Linked DNA regions of Homo sapiens: all the other regions are linked to region 2. Evidence: chromatin contacts called from ENCODE Hi-C or POLR2A ChIA-PET data. All regions are on one chromosome and are shown on one strand. The core of a region is the stretch at or near the end of the contact, and the rest is flanking DNA. Distances in the headings are between cores, read along the strand shown.

Evidence for each region. Hi-C counts contacts between places; a loop is a spot of excess contacts on that map. ChIA-PET counts read pairs that join two places held with the same protein, here RNA polymerase II (POLR2A). Pooled maps may share reads with other maps.
Region 1: a map with no recorded cell type shows a loop between it and region 2 (4-fold over the local background). The contact joins the promoter of LINC02397 here to the enhancer-like site in region 2. A Hi-C loop is called at or near these places in 1 of 37 single-sample maps with no recorded cell type and 9 of 50 pooled maps. POLR2A ChIA-PET finds 5 or more read pairs at or near these places in 1 of 52 experiments (OCI-LY7).
Region 3: a loop to region 2 is called in a pooled map, with 4 times the contacts of the local background. The contact joins two enhancer-like sites. A Hi-C loop is called at or near these places in 1 of 168 maps with a recorded cell type or tissue (naive thymus-derived CD4-positive, alpha-beta T cell), 1 of 37 single-sample maps with no recorded cell type and 9 of 50 pooled maps. POLR2A ChIA-PET finds 5 or more read pairs at or near these places in 2 of 52 experiments (GM10248 and activated B cell).

What each region holds. Positions count from the first base shown.
Region 1 is chr12:92,465,429-92,467,928 of GRCh38, forward strand. It overlaps LINC02397 (long intergenic non-protein coding RNA 2397), which reads left to right and starts at 1,251. Exons shown (of 2, transcript NR_144532.1): 1 at 1,251-1,574. RefSeq lists a silencer at 885-1,179 and enhancers at 892-1,399, 1,156-1,305, 1,506-1,595, 2,376-2,435.
Region 2 is chr12:92,063,198-92,066,495 of GRCh38, forward strand. The region is part of intron 1 of LINC01619 (long intergenic non-protein coding RNA 1619); the gene reads right to left. Among named protein-coding and RNA genes, the nearest start is that of LINC01619, 78 kb to the right of the region's middle. Within about 2 kb of position 2,039, at least 10 of the 41 ENCODE cell types and tissues checked have a DNase peak (open chromatin) inside an H3K27ac peak, as active enhancers do.
Region 3 is chr12:92,402,631-92,405,724 of GRCh38, forward strand. No RefSeq gene overlaps it. Among named protein-coding and RNA genes, the nearest start is that of CLLU1, 17 kb to the right of the region's middle. RefSeq lists cis regulatory regions at 1,048-1,581, 2,212-2,661 and an enhancer at 1,370-1,619. Within about 2 kb of position 1,346, at least 7 of the 41 ENCODE cell types and tissues checked have a DNase peak (open chromatin) inside an H3K27ac peak, as active enhancers do.

The sequences.
Region 1 (2,500 bases), core at 1-2,500, 400 kb after region 2:
TTTTTTCTCTGTATTCCAGACTCCTGGCATTTAATCTATTGGGTGGGAATAAATGACGTAAATTGTACTCATATTTGCAAAAAGCCCAAAAAAGATGTTAAGGCTGTTAACAACAGACGTCTACGCTACAGTTGAAATGGGCTAGGTGAATTGAGACAGAATTCTATGAACATTTTATGAAGCTTTCCTTAAATTTCTAATTGAAAATTGCTACTGTTTGTGTTACTGTTGATTCATTTCATTTAAGTCTTGGTCTTGTAGATTCTATTGATACCCCATTCTTGGGGATGAAAAACAATGTTAAATGCGCACATTTGTTAGGAAAATGGGCTGGGTGGGAGACGGAAGGCTTTGGCCGCCATCCTAGGGCATTCCTGTGCATTGCGATGGTCAGCATTTCTGTATCTAAACATCGAAAAAGTACAATAAAAATACAGTATTATAATCTGGGACCACTATCATACACGCAGTCTTTCTTGACCAAAACATCCTTATGCCGTGCGTGGCTGTGCTGAGAAGGAGGAGCACTCGTCCTCTCCAAGCACATCCAATTTGCCTCAGTCCTCATGACTCCCGCCCTGTTACCAGAACTGAGCTCATTTGTTATTGAAGTTGCTTTTCTTATACCCAGCCCAGTTTTCCATTGATGCTTCCGCTTATTCTATGTAGGTATTTTCATTTATCACACAATATCCCTAGTCTAAGACTTCATTTGAGGAAAGAAAAAAAAAAAAACCTCTGCTGCTAAAAATAATTTGAAAACTCCTAGACAATAGGACCTTTCAAATCCCTTACAATTCTAACAACCAGTGAATTCATGCTTCACAGCCATTCAGATCTATACGTATGAAATACAAGACATATGTGTTCAACTTTCCTTCATCGCCTCCTTTAAACTTTCTTTTTTCTTTTTTGAGTCAGTCCCTGCAGGAACAGACCAAGTGAGCCCATTAAGAGAACAGTTCATTCCCACCTGCTACCTCGAGCCAGCCAACAATCTCAGCCTCACCACTCCATTCTTGATTATGTAGAACCATTCCAATCCTGAGTGACAGGATTTGCAAAGACAGCTGTTGGGCTCCACAAACATTTGGAGGAGGGGAAAATGTGAGGTTGGTTGCTACATTCTCCTACTTCTTTTTACTGAAAGGAACAGCTGCGATCTTCACATGTAAGATGAAGTAAACAAAAGCTGACAATGCCCAGCACCATTCAGCAGTAAGCATTCAAATGGATTTTTCCTCACCGCGTTTGCAGGCCCGGCACAGTCTCAGTTCCCCACAGCACAGAGAGGAAGCAAGGTCTTTGCATGCCCTGTTCACTTGGCCAAACATTGCCCTAGATGTGCAATTCAACCCATATAAAGCAAGCGTAATTCAAGAGCCCTGACTCTTTCACCATTTCATGATGGCTTATTACTCGCACACGGCATTGTCAGGTTCCAGCAACTCTGTGTGCAGCAGGCAGAAATGCAGTGTTTATCTCTGACAGGCAAACATTCTTAGGCTCATCGGCATGAGTATCCACGCTGAACTGGCTATCGGGGAAGTAGATCCCTGCATGGGAAAGTCAAGGTATGTTTAGAGGGACTCGATGATTCAACCCCATTGGCTGGTTCATTCCTTTTGTTTCCTCTGCCTTTTTATTTGCTTACACAGAAAACAGAGCATTCATTTATTTCTTTTCCCTCTCTCATCTCTATTAACCACTAGGGCCATCTGCCCATCTGAAACTGTCTTTGGCTGCATGGTTGTGAATCCAGGTGACAGTGAAAATGAAGAAGTGGTGATTGTCCCTGCATGTTTTCTCTGAAGGGTTAACTAAAAAAAAAAAAAAAAAAAGCCTTTGTGTCTGTTTCGAGTTCTCCAGTTGAAATACTGTACTCATTGAACTGCAAGAAATAAAACCTGCAAGTAGGCACTGTGCTAATGTAATAGAAATGTGTTAGACAGGGGCACTATTTCTTAAATATGCTTGAATTAAGCAAGTTCTTTTAAAAAGTGGGTGGGACTTTTGATGTTTTACATAGTTATATTTTCAATTTCTTGTGCTCAGTTTAAAACTCAAGATTCTTTGTTTCTGTGTGTGTCATTAGGGCAGGTGTTGGATGACAAGTAAATGCACTGAAAAATGAAAAAAAAAGATTTGTGCCCTAACCTCCATGAATTTGGTGACTTAATATATCCATACAGATCTGACTTTTAATCAAAGGTGCTCACAGGTGGGGTAAGGGATAAGGAGGAATTTGTCTACAGGATCCTTTTATCCTAAGTTGCCTTACAACATCCAATTGTGTTACCGTTTTTTTTTTTTTTTTTACAAACCCATTGCTAGGCTAAGAAGTATTGATTCCATCTAGTTAAACATGTCGAGTGAGAGGAAGTGATCAATGGATTACTTCTTCAAAACATTTATCCCCCCTAGTGGAATCCTCTGATTTTTATAACATTAAAGAGCCAGGTATAGGAGTTGGGAGAAGAATTTAAAATTTGAAATGTCT
Region 2 (3,298 bases), core at 789-3,288:
GTATATTAAAGAGGCAGATACAGGAACTGAGAGATAAAGGCAGTATGGTTGAGAGGAGATGGAAAACCAATCTAGAAACCAGGCAGTGGGAGGCTGTGTGGTTCCTTTTGTTAGGAAAACTTTTCAAAGGCAGAGTCCTTGAAGCTTTTGTGCATCAAAAGCATTTGAAATGCTTTCCTCGGGTGCACTTACATAGTATTGCTTCTGTGGCAAAGAAGGTATAGTCTTGTCAAAATGCTATTGATTTTTTCAGAAGGAATCTAGAGACTTCATTCACCAATGAAGCCCTGCAAACAAGCCCTAAAGCCCACTTTTTTTTCTATAAATTGGTCACCCACTCCAGAAAAGAACATGGCTAATTAACTAAAGGTTCACATTTATTCAATCTGTACTAGGTACTTTGATAGACCTTGTACATCTACCATTTCCTTAATCTTTAAAGAAAAAAAGCTTTTTAAGGTAGGAATTATAATAAAATTGACACTCAGAGAGGTTAAATATCTTGCACAAGACCACACAGTTAGAAATCGTTGGTGAGATTTGAACTGATTGTTTATTTATTCAACAAATATTTATTGAGTGACTACTATGGGCTGAGTCTGCCTGTTTCTAAAGCTAATGCTCTTTTCACTATCTAATTCTTCCTGGTAAAATAAATAACAGTATTCTCTGTCTGTTACAATGTTCTTTCAGAATGCAAAAGCAGTTTGGCCAGAACATGATATGCTCATGGCTCAGAAAAGATAATCGGGCAGATTGGCCTGGCCAGGCAAGTGTCCATATGTCTCAGCAGCACTCCACGTGTATCCATTCATCTCAAAGCTAGATTTTTAAAAAAGAATGGTCCACTATAGTCAGGAGTGCCATTCTCGGGAAAGTATGACTATCTGTGTTTGATTACTTCTAAAACTTTATAACGAGGATACACTTCAGAACATCTATTTACTAGAAAGTTGAAAAGAGGTGAAGATCAGTACACGCGACTCACTAAAAAAGGAAATTATAATTTTAGTGCCTTACTTTTATATAGGCAATAGTTCTTTCCAGTGTACTATTTACAACATAAATGATGAGATTTTAGCCCCATACCATTCTGTATGATCAGGAAGGGAATGGTTATTATGTCCATTTCTCACAAGAGGAAACTGAGGTTCAAGTTGTCAAAGTCATTGGTACTTTCCAAATGTCCAAGTTCACATCATTATTTAATGGCAGAACCAGGATTTATCTTAGGATCTTTCTGCTCTTTCCAATGTACAATCTTCATTGGTCAGAATGAGCTAGGTTGTATTAGATTGTATTGCAGTAATAAATGGCCTTCAGATCTCAGGAGCTCACTATAATAAAGATTGATTTCTTGTTCATGTTCCTTGTCTGCTGTGGGTTTGGTCTGCTTTGTGTTTACTCCAGGACTTAGCGGACAGAACAGCCTCTATCTGGATCATTGCCAGTAATGTGGCAGTGTGAAAAGTGCAATTGATGGACCTCACACTGGCTTCTAGGGCTTCTGATAGAAAGTGGCTTTCACCCTTATTTCATTGGCCAAAGCAAGTCACAGCATTGCCCACATGCAATATGGCAGGTGTGTATCATCCTTTCACAGGGAGGGGCCCCAAATAGGCATAAAATTATTTCAGTTATATCAGGGTAGTAATGTATAAAGTGGTTGTCAGCCTCCCTTCCTTGTAGCATAAAGTTATTCTTTAATAAATGCGGTACTGACTAAGAATTATTTTAGGTATAATGAGCCAAGCAGTCCACTTAAATCATGTAAAAATTAAATAATTCAATAAATTTAATATTTAAAAACCAACAATTCTCAACTATCACTGTTGAGCACTAAACCCTCTGCATTTGCGAAGAGAGCAACTTTCACTCTGGGAATAAACTTTCCGTTTCTGGCAAGAGAATTGGATAGCAACATTGAAGTTCTACTGTGAATGGGCGTCAGGGTGTCATATTTGAATGTGTAATGAGTAAACATTGGCAGAAACCCCCTTTGCCACGTGACTTCAAAACAAACACCAGTCAGTAGGGAACTACCAGCTGTGCCCAGTAGAAAAAAATGCGCTCATATATTTTTCTTCCATGAGCAAAAAAATCCCCGCCGAGATCACCTCCCCTCAGAATGTAGGGCACGAATGTGTTCTCACATGAGTTCAAGAACAAAACCCCACCTCTGGAAAGTCCTCCTGGCAAAGTCATTTAAACAAATTGCAGAGGAAGACAGAAGTAGGACATGAAACAGAGTTCAGGCATTCACAGAATCTTGCATTCCCTTAAATCAATTCTCAGCTAAAGGAAAAAAAAATACAGCAGAGTTGGGGAGTGGGAGCATTTAGCAAGAGTTTAAAGTAGCTGATTTCTAATGTTGACTACATTATAATGTCCCTTACAATCCTAAGATTCTATGACTCCATAAGTTTATGTGATGACAAAAAGTTTCTGCTTTTTCAAGTACAGAAAAAAAAAGAGAAGAGGCTATGTTTTATGTAATAATAAAATTTAACAGAGAACTGCACCCTCCCACCTCCAAAAAAAATGTCCTGGTGACTATAAAGTTGTCTTGGGCTAGGCAATCTGCATATAGAATTCTGTTCCTTAAAAATTTTTTGGCACTGAGTCAGAACTTGATTTGTAGAAATGACACCTCCCCAATACTTCTTTTAGAGCAGTGAGGGGGAGGTAGAATGAACTGAGTTAGAACTTTACCTTAGACTTTTTGTAAAGGTCACCAAAGGGAAAATCCATAAAGAGTCATTGCCCTTTAGTCACTTACACGTATGAAATGTGTTGTCCTAGGATGAAAGAGAATCATTACTGTACATCACATTTCGGATTAAATAATTGTTGTGTCTTGCTTTTTTTTCATGACTTTAAATAGAATTCAGGTTGAAATGAACCTGGATTAATAGGAGATGTTTCTAAATATGTCAGTTGTGCTTTTTTGATATGCATGGATGTCATTCTACTATTTTGTTGGCATAATTGCTAGCAAATCCCCATAACTGATATTCAAATTTTAGTATAGATGTAAGTAAAAGTGTGTCCAGTTATCAAAATATAGATATAAGTAAAATTGTGTCTTAGTTATCAAAATACCAAATTTCATTTGAGCAAAAGAAATGAGGGGAGAGAAGATGGATATATTAACTTCTCTGATAAGCAACATACTACCCTGCTGCTTTCTCTAGCTACTTACTACAGAAAGAGTGCATGGTCATGAGATGCATGGAGTCTCTAGTATCTAACTGAACACAAAGAAACTTCTCTAATGGCTAGTCATGTTAAGTGATAC
Region 3 (3,094 bases), core at 96-2,595, 340 kb after region 2:
TTCCTCTTCTTCTTTTTCCCCTTCCTCTTCTTCAAATTTGATTTAAAGGTAGAATTGATTCCTTTCAACTGAAATACGTGGCTTATTTACAGCTATTAATGATATAATAAACCCAGAAAATAATTAATGATTGCTTGCAAATTGAATTGGATTATACTAAACTGTTGGTTCCTCTGCAATACAGTAGCTTTACTTGGTCTTTATGAGCAAACTGTCATATGCTAGGCTTTCTTCACAGTTTGAAGATCTCTTTTGGTATAATTTAAATTCAGTTTATGAACTCTGGGCACCACCTCCTACAAAGCAAAGGAGAATGTATCCTTGGTTGTTTTTAACTTAAGGCAAGTTCATATGGGAATTACAGAGATGAAATATGACTACCAAAGTCCTCTCAGTGACAGGGGACATGAAAGCAGCAGTTAACCATACAGGAGAGGCTTGGCAGAAGTTAGGGGAGGAGTTTTCACATTTCCTTATATTAAATTTTGTGCCAGAACCAACCATTTAGGTGACCTAGAAGTGTGCAACTAAAAATTGATACTTGTTTTTTTGTCATAAAACAATATACCCCACTGCAACAAATTCAAACAATATACTCTATTATTATTTCTTTATTTATTTCTTCTGCTGACATAAATTGTTTGGGGGCAAGCTGAGAGAGTTTTCTTCAACAGAATTTTAGTCAAAACTACATTACACCTGCTACCAAGCAAAGCACTCTCAGGCTGCAGTTTCCCTAGCTGTCATGGATAGAAACAAGGTTATCACAGTGGAAACTATGCCCTTATTCAAGAGTAATTCACTTTATAGCAGCCAAGTCTCTAACTGCAGTCCAAGGATAAAGAAATCAAGAGCAGTGATCAGATGACATCCAAGGCTTGAAGCAGCTTAAAGATCTTCCAGCAAAGTCAGACTTTCTTGGGTGACTTCTCTCAAAGTCTTGGGGATTAGCTTCCAATGTGTTTCTATGAAAGGGAAATGTTGAGAAATAAAATAAAGTGGTGAAAGGTTAGGATTAAAGAGGATTTTGTTCAATGTTGAGCCCTGTGAAAATATCACATGTTCAGATGAATTTGAAAAAGTCCAGTAGACTCTTAGATAAAAAAGAAGTATGTGTAGATAGAGGTGGCTGGTCAAATGGAAGCATTAATACTGCTGAGATAGATGGTGACTGATTAAATGGAAGCAGCCACACATCCATTCATTTCTCTGAAAATTAGCAGCTGTTGGCTGATAGACACCTTTCCTTCACATGCTCTTGCTGAAGTGATAAGAAGTGAAAAGAGCTTGAGGCAGGACTATTTTGAGTTCCAGGCGATCTGTGTTGCTATGAGATCTGAGATTAGTGGTTAAGTTGGTGCCGGATGTCATCCAGCAGCTGATCATGAAACCTCTAAAAGTTAAGTTCATTTCTCAGAAATCATCTGAGCATGTGGGCTGTTCAAGAAGGTGATTGAATTGCTGTTTCTTGGGATTTCCCCACCCTCAGTCCAAGTGAACTAAAGGGATTAATGGCCTTGATCCTGTAAGCATTTTTTTTACGCACCATGTTAAAATGTAACATGTTCTGTCCTTTTGTTCGAGGAGCCACTAATTCAATTGTTGCCCAAAACTTTATGCTGATTACTTTGTAATTATACCAAAATACCATTTTAGCTTCTTATTAACCACTGAGTTAAAAGACATTTATAGAAGCATGAGATGTCAAAGTCAGGTGAATTAGTGAAAAGTAGGCACAAAAAGTTATGGGATTCATGTAGCCTGAAATTTACATCTGTGTAAACCTTTGGCAGTTTGGCAGCTAAGTCTGCAGCCTCTGAGGGTGGTAAATGGCAGGAACTATGCCCATGTGTGAATGGTAATTTGCATTCTATAGTTAGGAGTGCCTATTTAACTGCCCCTGGCACTATGTAATTTTCTGTGCCTCAGCTTACTCTTCAGTAACATGTGGTAGTTAGTAATATAGTACCTATGCCACAGCATGTTCCTCACATGTAGTATGTGCTCAATTAATATTAACTATTAGTATTGCTACTATCGTTGTTGCTATTACTACAGAAAAGGCCCATGCATCCATCTCAAATGACTCATACCAAAGACTGACTTTAGTAAAGAAGACCAGGAAGGTTAAGGATTAGCCTTCAGAGTCAGGCTTTCATAGTCACAAAGATAGTGATTGGGGGAGTAGTGATAATGGAGGAGCTATTAAGAAGGAACACCATTCTTGATCTGAAGAGACAGTACTTAGAACAAGTATTTCAAAAAAAGAATGCTACCGTTTCCTAGGTTGGTACACTGAGGCTTCTGGGGCTGGAATCTGCTTATTTATGAGATAGATTATGAGAATCATAGGTTTGTAAGGAGCCTTCAGGGTCACCTAGTTCAGCCACTGCTAGGTGAGTTTTCTTCAATAAGAATTTTAAACCTGCCTAAAGTGTTATCTGTGGTATCCACCCGCTTCTTCTGCCTTATCTTTGGTCTCCTTTCTTGTCCTTCTCAACCCCACACAATGTGTCAGCACACACAGTGAAACTCCCTGTCCAAAAGGAGAAAAGGCTAAAGGAATTCACATTGAAACAGTTGTGCTAGGCTTCATCCCAAGAATGTGTGCTGGTGTATGTGTGTGTGTGTGTTTTTAATAACTTTTCAAAAATAGAAAAAAATTTCCTAAATATCAGCTTAGTAATTTTCCCTGACACTAGTCATTTATAATGCCAGGGAAAAGACATTTACACTAACAAATGAGTCTTGATCACTCTCCTTGTGTTCTAGGAAACTGTATTAGCCACGGTTAAGTAGTAGGAGGGCTTTGAGAATGCAGTAACTTCCATTTAGATTGAAAATACAAGATCAAATAGAATATACTAAAAGTGTATAGGCATAAGTATAACAACCTTCTCTTGGGAATATAAAACCTTATAGCAATGCAAGAAATTTGGCTTAACAATTACATTTATATAAAATTTTAAAACTTTTTGTAGAAAGTAAGATTGATATATAGTAACTGGGTGAAGTGGTGAGTGAAAAAGCTAATGTGATCCTAGTGTGTCCGGAATGGGTGGGTTCTTGGTCTCACTGACTTCAAGAATGAAGC